Regions from separate parts of the Homo sapiens genome. Here regions 1 and 2 are each linked to region 3. The links are chromatin contacts, found by Hi-C in ENCODE. All regions are on one chromosome and are shown on one strand. The core of a region is the stretch at or near the end of the contact, and the rest is flanking DNA. Distances in the headings are between cores, read along the strand shown.

Evidence for each region. A loop is a pair of places that touch in the nucleus more often than their neighbours do. Pooled maps may share reads with other maps.
Region 1: a loop to region 3 is called in a map with no recorded cell type, with 12 times the contacts of the local background. The contact joins two enhancer-like sites. A Hi-C loop is called at or near these places in 9 of 37 single-sample maps with no recorded cell type and 2 of 50 pooled maps.
Region 2: a pooled map shows a loop between it and region 3 (3-fold over the local background). The contact joins the promoter of FADD here to the enhancer-like site in region 3. A Hi-C loop is called at or near these places in 1 of 168 maps with a recorded cell type or tissue (GM12878), 32 of 37 single-sample maps with no recorded cell type and 10 of 50 pooled maps.

The regions. Positions count from the first base shown.
Region 1 is chr11:70,223,264-70,227,755 of GRCh38, reverse strand. No RefSeq gene overlaps it. Among named protein-coding and RNA genes, the nearest start is that of FADD, 22 kb to the right of the region's middle. Within about 2 kb of position 1,717, at least 4 of the 41 ENCODE cell types and tissues checked have a DNase peak (open chromatin) inside an H3K27ac peak, as active enhancers do.
Region 2 is chr11:70,201,069-70,205,272 of GRCh38, reverse strand. FADD (Fas associated via death domain) reads right to left here and starts at 1,977. Exons shown (of 2, transcript NM_003824.4): 1 at 1,528-1,977. The coding sequence starts at 1,813. RefSeq lists silencers at 1,247-1,438, 1,488-1,567.
Region 3 is chr11:70,479,093-70,483,650 of GRCh38, reverse strand. All of the region lies in intron 25 of SHANK2 (SH3 and multiple ankyrin repeat domains 2), which reads left to right. Among named protein-coding and RNA genes, the nearest start is that of CTTN, 83 kb to the right of the region's middle. Within about 2 kb of position 1,355, at least 13 of the 41 ENCODE cell types and tissues checked have a DNase peak (open chromatin) inside an H3K27ac peak, as active enhancers do.

The DNA of each region.
Region 1 (4,492 bases), core at 468-2,967, 260 kb after region 3:
ATAAGTAAGAACAGGCGGCTTTGGCTTTCTGGTTCTGCATCATTTCACTTAGGATAATGGCCTTCAGCTCCCTCCATGGTGCTGCAAAGGCAGGATTTCCTTCTTTTTATGACTGGGTCATATTCCACGGTGTATGGAGGGGTGGGGCAGGTTTTACTTTATTTTTTGAGACAGAGTCTCACTCTGTCGCCCAGGCTGGAGTTCAGTGGCGCAATCTTGGCCATTCTTCTGCCTCAGCCTCCTGAGAGGCTGGGATGACAGGCACCCACCACCACATCTGGCTACTTTTTGTATTTTTAGTAGAGACGAGGTTTCGCCATGTTGGCCAGGCTGGTCTCCAACTCCTGGCCTCAAGTGTTCCGCCTGCCTTGGCCTCTCAAAGTGCTGGGATTCCAGGCCTGAGCCACTGCGCCCGGCCACTAGGCAGGTTTTAAATCTGCGGCTCACCTCTTCTGGGCATTCAGTTCACCAGCAGACCACCCACTTCCCCGGGAAACACACTGTGTGCCCTCGGGGATCCAAGTCTGGGGGTTAAAGGGTGAGGATGGTCATCTGGGAGCCTGGGCGCCACTTGGAGTCTCTGCAGGACGCCCCCACATGGCCCTGGTCTGTAAAACCTGCTTTTCACCAGCAGTCTGAGATCAAAGAGGAGTTACAACGTCTATCCTGAACAATTTGGTTGGGAAGATGAGATAGAGCAATTAGTAGTGCTTAACAGCTGAAGGTGAAAACGTCCCTCTGCCTGGGGCAGTGCTGCAGTCATTCCTGAGCCCCACCTGGGACAGAGTCAGACTCCCTGGTAGAGGGACCTGGGTGTCTGCAGTCTGGGCGTGTTTCCAAAAGATCCTTCCACGCATGTTTTGAAACTGAAGCTGCATGTGTGCGTGGAGTGGGTACAGGGCTTGATTCCTGAGCTGTCACTGCCCAGCCCTCAACACCTCATCCCCCTGTCCTTGTCCTGAAAGGCCCTCATGGGGTCTGCCCAGCTCTCCCTGGCCAGCCATTCCCACTCTCAGGAAATTCTCCAGGCCCTAGGACACACCTCCTTGCCCCCAGACACCTCCTGGGGAACCTCATATTCAGGGTTGATCAAAACCAGGCCATCACCTTTGTGGCTCTGTTGTCACCCTGAACATGGTCTCTGTGTCCCCTCCTGTCAGCCTCCTTCATGCCACCCCCACCCTCTCATGTCCCACACCCATGCCAAGCCCCCAACACCCCTCAAATGCATGCCCTCACTACAAACTGCCCCATGACCCTCCTTCTGCCACCATCCCCCACCCCCCAGCCATTCCAGCGGCCTCCTAACCTGGCTTCCCATATCCTCCCTTGCTCCCTGCAGCCTACCCTGTGGCTGAGGCTTGAAAAATGCAAATCTGACCTCCCTGCCTGGACTTCTTTAGGGCCCTGCCCTGGCCCTTGGGACAAAACCAAGCTCATGCAGGCTCTAACTGCAAAACAAAACCAGAAGACAAAATAGAACAGGGCTGGAATCTGTTTAAGCAGAAAAGCAAGTGGTCAAAGGACAGTAGGCAGCTGGTCGGAAGGAAAAGTGAGCTGCCTCTGCCACGGAGGCCAGCCACCAAATGCCAACACAGCGCCTTTGCATATTCAAAACCCTGACATCTCTGCTGCCGGCCTGGGAAATGAGCTTGCTTGTGTCACCAGCCCTGTCTGGGTCCTGGGGCCTCCTGCCAGCTCAAGCTGCAAAGGAGGCTGGCACACAAGGTTGACCTGGAGCCTGGCTCATTTCTTAGACACGGGCAGGGCATCGCAACGGATGGGTAGGCCCCTCCTTCCTTGAATCTTAGAATGACAGAGGGACCTTTGCCCTCCAACCTCCGCTGCTATGCCACCCCACCCAAGCCTCGCCCCAGCCCTCAGCTTGGCCACTTTGGCTCTTCAGTTCCTTCTAGGAGTCCTGTTCCCTCCTGGTTCCAGGCTGTGTACAGGCTGTCCCCCATACAGGCTGGACCCCTGCCAGGAAGGCATTTTATCCCAGCCCTTTTCAACTGGCTGACTGCCACCATCTTTCCTCAGAGAAGCTGGCTTTGTTCGCCCATCCTTGGCCAGGCCCCATATAGCCCAAGTGTAATCACTTCTGTTCGTGTGATTAGTGGACTTAAGCCTGTCTCTCCTGCTCGAATGGGAACTCCATGAAGGCAGGGACATCCCTCTGGTCCTGGCCATGTTTATCACTTAGTAGGTGCTCAATAAATACTTGTCAAAAAGTGAATGAACGAATGATTTGGGGAAGCTATGTAACCTACATTTCGTTTCTTTCACTATAAAATGGGAACACAAGTGATTGTCTGCCTCTTAAATTTGTTTACAATTTTTTGTTTTTTTGAGACAGAGTTTTGCTCTTGTCACTCAGGATGGAATGCAATGGCACGATCTCCGCTCACTGCAATATCTGCCACCATGCCTACCTGATTTTTGTATTTTTAGTAGAGACAGGGTTTCACCATGTTGGCCAGGCTCGTCTTGAACTCCTGACCTCAGGTGGTCCACCCGCCTTGGCTTCCCAAAGTGCTGGGATTACAGGCGTGAACCACTGCGCCTGGCCCATTTTTAGTTTTTTTAAGCAATCAAATTGGTCAGGGTTTTATTTCATGGCCCTCTCCTTCCTGTTCACAATTATAAGGAAATTCCCCCAGGTTTGCAGCTTCTTTTTCTTTTTTCCATTCATATCTTGTATCCATTTGGGATTTATTTTGGTAGAAGGAGTGAGGTAGGAATGCTACAATTTTTCCCACTGTGCCAATCCCATTAATGATTTGTTCTTATACATTTGAAACAGCATTTTACCATATTCTAAATTTCCATATGTAGCACTATGATGCCATTCACTGCAAATATCAGAAAGCTCAACTCAAACTGGCTTCAATTGTTTGTTTGTTTGTTTGTTTGTTTGTTTTCTCAGACGGAGTTTCACTCTGTCTCCCAGGCTGGAGTGCAGTGGTGTGATCTCGGCTCATTGCAACCTCTGCCTCCTGGGTTCAAGTGATTCTACCGCCTCAGCTTCCCAAGTAGCTGAGATTACAGACATGCGCCACCAAGCCCAGATAATTTTCGTATTTTTATTTTTCTATTTTGTATTTTTAGCAGAGACGTGGTTTCACCATTGGGCCAGGCTGGTGTCAGGTGATCCACCCACCTTGGCCTCCCAAAATGCTGGCATTACGGGTGTGAGCCACAGCGCCCAGCCTTTTTTTTTTAGAGAGAGTCTCACTCTGTCGCCCAGGCTGGAGTGCAGTGGTGTGATCTTGGCTCACTGCAAACTCTGCCTCTCAAGTTCAAGTGATTCTTCTGCCTTAGCCTTCTTAGTAGAGAAGGGTTTTCTCCATGTTGGCCAGACTGCTCTTGAACTCCCGACCTCAGGTGATCCACCTACCTTGGACTCCCAAAGTGCTGGGATTACAGGCACGAGCCACCGTGTCTGGCATACAATATTTTCTTTATCCAGTCCACCACTGATGCACACCTAGATTGATTCCATGTCTTTGCTATTGTGAATAATGCTGCGATGAACATACAAGTGCTTGTGTCTTTTTTGTAGAATAATTTATTTTCTTTTAGGTATACACCCAGTAATCGAATTGCTGGGTCAAATGGTAGTTCTGTTTTAAGTCCTTTGACAAATCTCCAAATTGCTTTCCAGAGTGGCTGAACTAATGTACATATTCCCATTCCCATTAACAGTGTATAAGTTAGTGTTCCCTTTTCTCCACAACCTTGCCACCGTCTGTTGTTTTTTGACTTTTTAATAATAGCCATTCTGGCTAGTATGAGATGGTATCTCATTGTAGGTTATTTTATTTTTTTATTTTTAGAAAGGGTCTTGCTGTCACCCAGGCTGGAGTGGAGTGGTGTGATCTTGGCTCACTGCAACCTCTGCCTCCTGGGCTCCAGTGATCCTTTTGCCTCAGCCTCCTTAGTAACTAGGACTACAGATGCGACATTGTGCTTTTGATTTGCATTTCTCTGATCATTAGTGATGATAAGCATTTTTTCATGTGTTTGTTGGCTGCTTATATGTCTTCTTTTGAGAAGTATTTGTTCATGTATTTTGCCCATTTTTCAATGGGATTATTTGTTTTTGCTTGTTGAGTTAAGTTCCTTATAGATTCTGGATATTAGACCTTTGTTGGATGCCTAGTTTGCAAATATTTTCTCCCATTCTGTAGGTTGTCTGTTCATTCTGTTGATAGTTTCTTTGCTGTGCAGAAGCTCTTTAGTTTAGTTAGGTCCCACTTATCATTTTTGTTTTTGTTGCAATTGCTTTTGAGGACTTAGCCATAAATTATTTGCCATGGCTGGTGTTGAGAAGGATATTTCTTAGAGTTTCTTAGGATTTTTGTAGTTTGAGGGCTTACATTTAAATCTTTAGTCTGTTTTAATTTTTGTATGTGGTGAAAGGCAAGGGTCCAGTTTCATTCTTCTGCATATGCCTAGCCAGTTATCCAAGTATCATTTATTGAATAGGAGC
Region 2 (4,204 bases), core at 728-3,227, 280 kb after region 3:
TCAGGGAGCTGGTCACAAGACCATAAAAGGCCGCTTCTGGAATGTGAAGAGAGGAAAGGAGAGGCAGGACAGGGTGCTGCTTGGACTACTGGCAATTCTGAGACACCGTTGGCAGGTGTACCAGCTCCCGCAGCTCTGACAGCCCTGTGGGCTGGGCACTGTGTTACCATGACTGTACAGATGAGGAAATTGAGGCACAGGGAAGCTAATGGACATTCCTGAGATCGTGTAGCTAGACGATGGCAGAGCCATGTTCTGAAACCCTAAGAGTGTGGTGCCAGAGTCGACCCTTAACCGCTATGCTGAACTTCTGGGGAGGAAGGCAGAGTCGCCCGCTACCAACCTGTCCATACCCACCGCTCACCTTCTGGTGTACTTTTCCCAGCACACAGTAACTACATGACGATATAAATAAAACCAAGCACACATACATCTCAAATGTCAGCTATGTTTCGTAGACCGCCTTTAAAATGCAATTTATCAGTGTTTTTCCAGACATTAAATATCCATAAAACCCGATTTTTCTACGTCCTGTTTTGTTTGTTCAGTACTGATTTTTTTTAAAATCTGGACTTGACTGCTCTCAGGCAGAGAGCTGTTCTGTCCATCCTGTCCCCAACAGGCACCAGTCTTTACAGAGTGAAACCCATGGTGACACATTTAGGCCCTATCTGATTGGTGACTGAATGGCTGATTCCAAGCTACAGCTTGAAGCCTCTGAGAGGCGTCCCCAGAGCACTCCCAAGCCTCTCCCGACTCTGAGAACAAGGGGGGTAGGGCTGAGAAACTCTGCTGTACTCAGGGTTTCTTTTTTATCCTGGAAGCTGCTGCAATCCACAGGCGAGGGTGGAGAGGGAGTGACCGAGAGCAGGACAGGAAGCCACTCCACAATGAACTTGACCAGAGAGGCAGTGTAGTGGCTAACACTACCCATCCGGAGGCCGGACTGCTTGGCTCAAGCCTAGCTCCGTCAGTTATCGGCTGCGCATTTCGACAAAGCCACTTAACCTGTGAGCCACAGTCCTGTCCTCTGTAAAATGGGAACAGTGATAGCTAACAGTATCTAAGCCACAGGGCTACTGCGAAAATTGTATTTGGCAGTTACAAGGGTAAGCGGCACACTGTAAGCCCCTGGGTAGGAGTTACTGAATGCTAGTATTACTCTCAGACAGCCGTGAAAAGCATATTCCGAGACAGAAAGGAAATGATGCGAGGCAGGCTCACCCAACCTCTGCCCCTCCCCCACACCTTCTCTGACTCATCTTTTCTTCAGTGAGTTTTCTAATTTACCCGGGCAGAAGTGGGTGGAGGAAAAAGGACTGTGCGTGTCCACGCCCTGCAACCTCGAATAAGTTAACTTTTCTGCGTTTCTGGCTCTCCCATCTGCAAAACCAGGGCTGTACGGAGAAAACCCACGCAAATCAAACCCGGCAAAGGGGAGGCGCCTGGAGGCCAACCGGAGGAGCCTCGCAGCACCTACAGCCGGGCGACCAGGCCCTGGCTCCCCCGGCCCGGCCCCGCGCCCACCTTCTTCCCCAGGCGCGGCCCCGGCCGCCGCCCCCGCCTCGAAGTCGTCGACGCGCCGCAGCAGGTCGTGGCGCCGCAGGGAGGCGAGCAGCTCGCGCAGGAGCTCGGTGTGCCCGGGCTCCAGGTCGTTCTGCTCCAGCAGCATGGAGAAGAGGTCTAGGCCGCTCTGCACGCGCTCCAGCTTGCGCTTGCCCACGCGCCCGAGGCATAGGAACTTGAGCTCGGTCAGCTCGCTGCTCGACAGGCTGGACGACACCGAGTGCAGCAGCACCAGGAACGGGTCCATGGCGGGGTCTGCAAGCGGCCGGGGCTGCGGCCCGGCCCTCCGTGCGCCCTCTGTCCTCGGCTCGCTGGCCCTGGCCAGGTCTCGCCGCTTGCCCAGCGGCCCAAGGATTCCACCCCCGAACCTGCACTCCGGTGCCTGATTCACTACAGGAAATCGACAAGAGCGCGTTTTCGACCGTTATCTCGCGAAAACTAAGGGACCCGCGCATGCGTCCCTAGCGAAGCCGCAGCCGTTTCCGCCCTGGCTGGCGGCGCCGCGGACGGGCGCGGCTTCTGCGCCTGCGCCCGGCGTATCGTCTCTTTTCCGGGTGGGAGGTGGGGCCTTGGGTGTCCTGAGAGCCTGCAGGTGGCCCAGCTCTCTGCGGTGAGGGCGGTCGCGCCTCTGCCGAGTCCACCTGTTTGCAAAGCGCGGTGCGGCCCTACTGTGTGCAGGGCCGGGGCGGGGAGGGCGCAGCCCGAACGTCACGTGCCCTCACATCTGTTGGTGACCAAGGTTACTTATGCATTAACGTTTAGGGACAAACGTGGAAAATGCATTCTTTGGTGCCCCTGGAGACATCTTGTGTGTGCAGAAAACACTACTCAGAAGTTTATGTGCGTTTAAACATGTGATTTAAATAATACATGATTTCCAAAGTAGCAGTCGTTTATTCAATCAACAGTATTGAGCGCCTACTGTGCCAGGTAGTAGGGTCTGGGGACAAATTAGTGAGCGAAGCGCGAGGGTCCCCGCGTGCCCGGAGTTTACATCATAATTACAAAAGCGACACGCTCCAGAAGAGAAGGTCGTGGCGGCCGTGGTGGCTCAGCCTGCAATGCCCGCACTTTGGGAGGCTGAGGCAGGATTGATTGAGACAAGGGGTTCGAGACCAGCCTGGGTAACATAGTGAGACCCCGTCTCTATTAAAAAATAAAAATAAGGAAAAATAAGGAAATCGTATAGTATGCCAGAAATTCAGAAGAGCCAGGGGAAAGGGAGTCTCTTCACGGGGTGGGCGTGTGGAGGGTGGGGGGCCCGGTGGTCTGATGGGGCCTCTGTAAAGGCGCAGGTGAAGGCTGGGAGGGGCCGGGTACCTAGGTGTGGGGGGAAGAGCTGGGCACACGGAGAACAGAAGAGCAGAGCACAGGGGACGGCTGGGGTTCCAGGAGCAGCAATGCCGTGGGTCTGGAGGTGAGGAGGGGGTGCAGATTAGGAGAGCCCTCACCAGCCAACAAGGACCCAGCTTTACCACAGGGTGGGGCAGGGGCTGATGCCAGCTGAGTTTGTTTTCTTGAGATATAATTCACATACCATTCAATTCACCCTTTTAAAGTTATACTTCAGTGGTTTTTAGTGTAGTCACAAGGTTGTGCAACCCTTACTGCTGTCTAACTTTAGGACATTTTCATCACCCCAAGAAGAAACCCATTAGCATGTACTCCTCCCCTCCCCCACCAACCACGAATCTACTTTTTTTTTCTTTCTTTCTTTTTTTTTTTTTTTTTGCTGTTTTGAGACAGAGTCTCGCTCTATGGCCAGGCTGGAGTGCAGTGGTGCGATCTGGGCTCACTGCAACCTTTACCTCCCGGGTTCAAACAATTCTCCTGCTTCAGTCTCCTGAGTAGCTGGGATTACAGGTGCCTGCCACCATGCCTAGCTAATTTTTGTATTTTAGTAGAGACAGGGTTTCACCATGTTGGCCAGGCTGGTCTTGAACTCCTGACCTCAAGTGAGCCTCAGCCTCCCAAAGTGCTGGGATTACAGGCGTGAGCCACTGTGCCCTGCCGAATCTACTTTTTAAAATCTATGGATTTGCCAATTCTGGACATTCCATGTGTACAGAACCATACAGTATGTGGCATTTTGTGTCTGGCTGTTTTCAGCATCATTTTCAAGGTTCATCCATGATGTAGAACATATGAGTACTTCATTCCTTTTTTTTCTTTGAGACAGAGTGTCACTCTTTTGTCCAGGCTGGAGTGCAGTGGCACAATCTCGGCTCATTGCAGCCTCTGCCTCCCGGGCTCAAGCGACTCTCGTTTCTTGTGCCTTAGCCTCCTGACTAGCTGGGATTGTAGGTGTGTGCCACTATGCCAGGCTAATTTTTGTATTTTTAGTAGAGACAGGGCTTTGCCATGTTGGCCAGCCTGGTCTCAAACTCCTGGCCTCAAGTGATCCTCTTGCCTCACCCTCCCAAAGTGTTGGGATTACAGGCGTGAGCCACTGTGCCCAGCCTCCTTCCTTTTTATGGATGCATACTATTCCACTGTCTGGGTGTTTGGGTGCCACAGTGTGTCTATCCATTCATCGGAGGATGGACATTGCCTTTGCTTCCACTTTTTGGCTGTTGTGAATAATGCTGCTATGAACACTGAGTTACAGTTTTATTTTGTTTATTTATTTATTGAGACA
Region 3 (4,558 bases), core at 106-2,605:
CTAGACCTCCTGGGCTTAAGCAATCCTCACACCTCACCTAGCCTCCTGAGTAGCTAGGACAATAGACGCATGCCACCACACCCAGCTATTTTTTTTTTTTTTTTTTTTTTTTTTGGTAGAGATGAGGTCTCACCATGTGTCCCAGGCTGGTCTCGAACTCCTGGGCTCAAACGAACCACTCACCTCAGCCTCCCAAAGTGCTGGGATTGCAGGCATGAGTCACTGCACTGGGCCAAAAATCTGAAAAACTGACTAGTTTAACCCTTCCCCATTACATACTAATGTGGCTCTTCCGTCATTACTCTATGTGGAAGCAATAATTAAAGAGGCCTTATCTTAGTGTTTCACATTTTTACAAAACACTTTCTCATGGGTGGGTAATTTTTATGACAACTGGGGAGCAGGTATGAGTCACACCCATTTTTCAGAGGATAAGTGGCTTGTCCACATACACAGCCAGCAGGAGGCAGAGCTGGGACACAGGCTGGGGTTTCCTGACTCTCACTTCCCCTTGTAAGCAATGTCTGCAGTAAGGAAGGAGCTGGAAGGGAATGGCTCTAGGGCTGGAGGAAGGAATCCACTGTTCAGGTCAGCAGGGCATCCTGCACCAAGCTGTGCTCCCCTGAGCACTCCACTCGGGGAGTCCAGGGACCCCGTCCATGGAGACCTCTCCCTGAGTGGCAGCTGGACAGCTCATCCCCTCTACTCGTCTTCAGGCTGGGCCAGCTCCTGGGGTGCCCACAGGGGAGTGGGACCCCAACTTGCAGCGTCTCTAGGGTTTCTCTGCCCTGCATTTCTCCAGGGGGACCCTGAGAGGGGGCTGGCTCAAAGCAGACTTCATAGGGCAGAATCCTGCTGTACTCTGAAGGAGAGCAGCTGCATACCACCGCCGACCCACGCGTGAGTGCCAAGAACGGCCGCCTCCCAGCTGTCCTGTTATTTATAGCCCGGCTCTCTTACAGTAAGAACAGGAGCCCACACCTATGACACAAAGCATTCACCAAACGCCAGGCACTACATTCCACGGCACCCCTGAGCCAGGGCCTGTAATTTTTCCCACTGTGTGAACAAGGAAGCAGAAGGCAGGGCGGTGAAGCTACTGAGCCGAGGCTACTTCACAGGAAGACGCGGAACTAGACCTCCAACCCATGGAGCTGGCTCAGGGTTTGACTCCTCACCTTGTGGGAGCCAGGGACTGCCTTGGAAGGAATGACCAACTGGCAAACCGAACACCTGCAAGGCTGAGACTGCCGCGGGCGGGGCTGCTCTCAGGCCTCTGACTGTCCTTAGGCCAAGCTCTTTGGTCAGCAAGAGGCTAATAGCAGGCTTAGTCACTAGGAGGTCACCCTGCGGCCGATAACAGCAGGCTTAGTCACTAGGGGTTCACTGGCACTGCCAAGCTCCCAGAGGCCATGTCTGTTCCCTTCTTGCTCCCGGCCAAGGGTTACACTTTACACTCAGAGTTGGACTAGAAACAGGATGGCCTGAGGCCAGAGGACAAAGATGAAGAGCATTCACTGTAGGCACTAAACTAGGCTCAATCCTCTCCCTCGCCCTTGCTTCTCGGATCTAATAACCTCACCAGGCTGAGCACTTGGGACAAAGCCCCCATGGAGGTGCGCCACGGCCACGGGACACACTGACAAGGACAAGTGGGGGGCAGTCAGAACCACCACTGGGGGGGGGTCCAGGACGGAGTTGCCAGGGCACCAGAGCTGTCCCCCTTGCCGTGAGGGCTGTCTCCTCTCAGCCACAGACCTATCTCTCAGCATGTCTCCTTTGCTGGGCGTGGTCTTCACTGATGGGCCCTGGGCATTTGATCATCTGAGGATCAGAGGGAGCCTTAAGAACTCTCACCTGAGTTCACCGCCTGGGCGACTCACCACCACCTTTAAATGCATCTAAAAATTAAGAGCTGTGAATGGCCCTGGGCAAAATGAGGCACGAAATTGGATGAAGGGAATTCCTACCGAGGAAAAAGAAATGAGTTTTTCTAGGGAAAATTGAAAACCAGCCATGCTTTTTGAAATGACAGATAAGCAGTGGTGTAAAAATCCCATTTCCATAGAAACAAGTTTTGACTGCCCAAGAAAGGGACAATTTTTAGAGCTGTTCCTCAAATGTTCATTCATGAAATGGGCAGAAACCTCAGCTGAACTTGACCCTTTTAAAGTTCCTCTCATCCTTGGATTCTTCCTTTCTTTTCACTTCTTGCAAGAATCCAGGATGGGATCAAAGGAAGCAGCTGAAGATTAAACAACTAGATCCTTGTTTTCCTTGGGTATGTTTGATTTAACTTTAGCCGTGAATGAGTCTCTGATGCTCAAAGCTCTTCCCTGAAATCAAGGATGACATGGAATTTGCAGGCGTCTTAATTACAAATACGCCGACGAAAGGAAGATGATGAAGTAGTTCTCTTTAGTACATAATGTTAAAAGAGAAAAAAGTACATCATATTAGAGGCATCTCCCAGGGTGATCTGAAAACACCCTGCCAAGAATGGAGGCGTCAGTTCTAAGAAAAGTGTTCCAGGACCACCTGGCCTGATTATTCCAGGAGGTAGTCTCATCTTTGATCTCAAACTGGATCAAAGTGAAGGAAACTGGTTTGGGGAAGGAAGAGTGAGTGTGTCTCTGTGAAGAGTCAGTGGTCCCTCCTCAGCAGAATGCCAAGACAACAGCTGCCAGCCCAGAGGCCTGACAGTGCTGCACGCTGGGGGTCCCAGCACAGGAGCCTGGGGCTGCAAAAGCTCAGAGCCGGAAGCTCCTCAGGTGCAGGCCTAGGAGACTGACTGGACACTCAGACTTGGAATCATGGCCCAGCCCCACTGTCTCCTGAATTCACCAGTCAGGAGTTCACTGAGCTACTTTCTATAAGCCTAGTGCCAGGCTGAGGCTAGAGAGTAACGAGGAATACACCAACAAGGATGCCTGGACCCTCAGAATGGGGCAGCAATTCCGTCACTAATCATTCACTCAACAAAGTTAGGGATTGCCTTTATGTGCCAGGTGCCATGCTGTGCCCAGGATTTATCACTGAACAAGAAAACATTCCAGATGCCCCTCCCTTTGGGGAGCTCAAATTCTCGAGGGGAGAAATGGACAACAAATAATAAGACAAACCCAAACTGTGACAAATGCCACAAAGGAGCCACAACATGCTAATAGGTTAGTGACCAGTGCAGAAAGGGGCTGTGATGCACCAGCAGGTAAAAATAACCACGTGCAGAAGAGAGCCACGGGACACCAGCAGGTTAACCCTGACCACATGCAGAAAGGGCGGACTAGGATGCCCTAGCAGGTTACAGTGAGCATGTGCAGAAAGGGACTGACACTCTGCAAGGAAATGACATTTGAATGACCAGAAATTTAAAAAGGAGCCAACCTTGCAGAAAACCAGGAGTGGAGCATCCCAGGCACGGGACAGAGAGTACAAGGCCCTGAGGCCAGAAAGTGCCTTCTGTGCTCATGAAACCATGGCCAGATGAGGAGGGCTGGGCAGGGCCAGGTCACAAGAGGCTTGCAGGTAATGGGCATGAGCTGAATGGAGTTCCAGATATGGCTGCCTTCAGAGGGCTTCAGCAAAGTCTTGGCATGACCAGACTTTGTTTCCTGAAGATGGCCCAGGCAGCTGTGTGATCAGGTGAATGCACTGGTGGCACAGGGAGGCTGCTGTGGGAGTGTAGGGCCTGCATTCTGGAGACAAGCAGGGAGACTCAAGGGCTAAGTGCCTAAGGAACCCAGGAGAACACAGCAGCTTGCCTGACTTATATGCTTTGACCCAAAACAAACTTGCTATGACCCAGGAGCCCCAGGTGTCATGTGCCCTCCAGCTTTATTGAGAGATACTGACACATACCAGGCGCCGATAGTAAAGCCAGATAAATCTGATGTTCTTTACCATCGCTTCCATGGCAGAGGTCAGCTTCACATTTGCTCTGTATGTGGGGGCAACAGAGCAGTGAGTGTGTGCTTGTGGGGGTCCCCCATGGCTTCTGTTAGGGTGCATGGCCTATAAGAGTTCCCCAGAGTCCCCTCTAGGTCGCCAGCCCTTTGCAGTGGGTGGGGTCCAGAAGGGACCTCGAGATTGGCCTTCGCTTCCCCATGGGATGGATGGGCTTCAGGGAGATTTGTCCTGTGAAACTCCAGGTCCCAGAGGCCCCTGAGGGAGTTCAGGCTACCTGGGATGTGAGCTCAGGCGAGTTTTCCTCCCGAGGCCCCTGCGCCTGCTGCCTCACGGTACCTGCCTCCCCTTCCCAAGGCCTCCAGTCCCTACTGGGCTCTCTGCAGTATTATCCTGACAGCCTCTTGATTTTCAAATAACTTTGGGTTGTTAAAAAGTTATCTCTGCCCAGCTGGTCCCAGAGCACAGACTGCTTCAAAACTGACTTGGTACTAGAAGCTGCCTCACGGTGTTTTCAGCATCTCAGGACCACTAGGTGGTTTGAGGGTTTCCAGGCCCTGATGGAAAAGTGAATGTGACATCAGTGAATGCGACTGTGGGTGGCTGGGAGCACTAGTCAGGATGTGCGTCCATCGGGGCTGGTACTTGCGGGCGT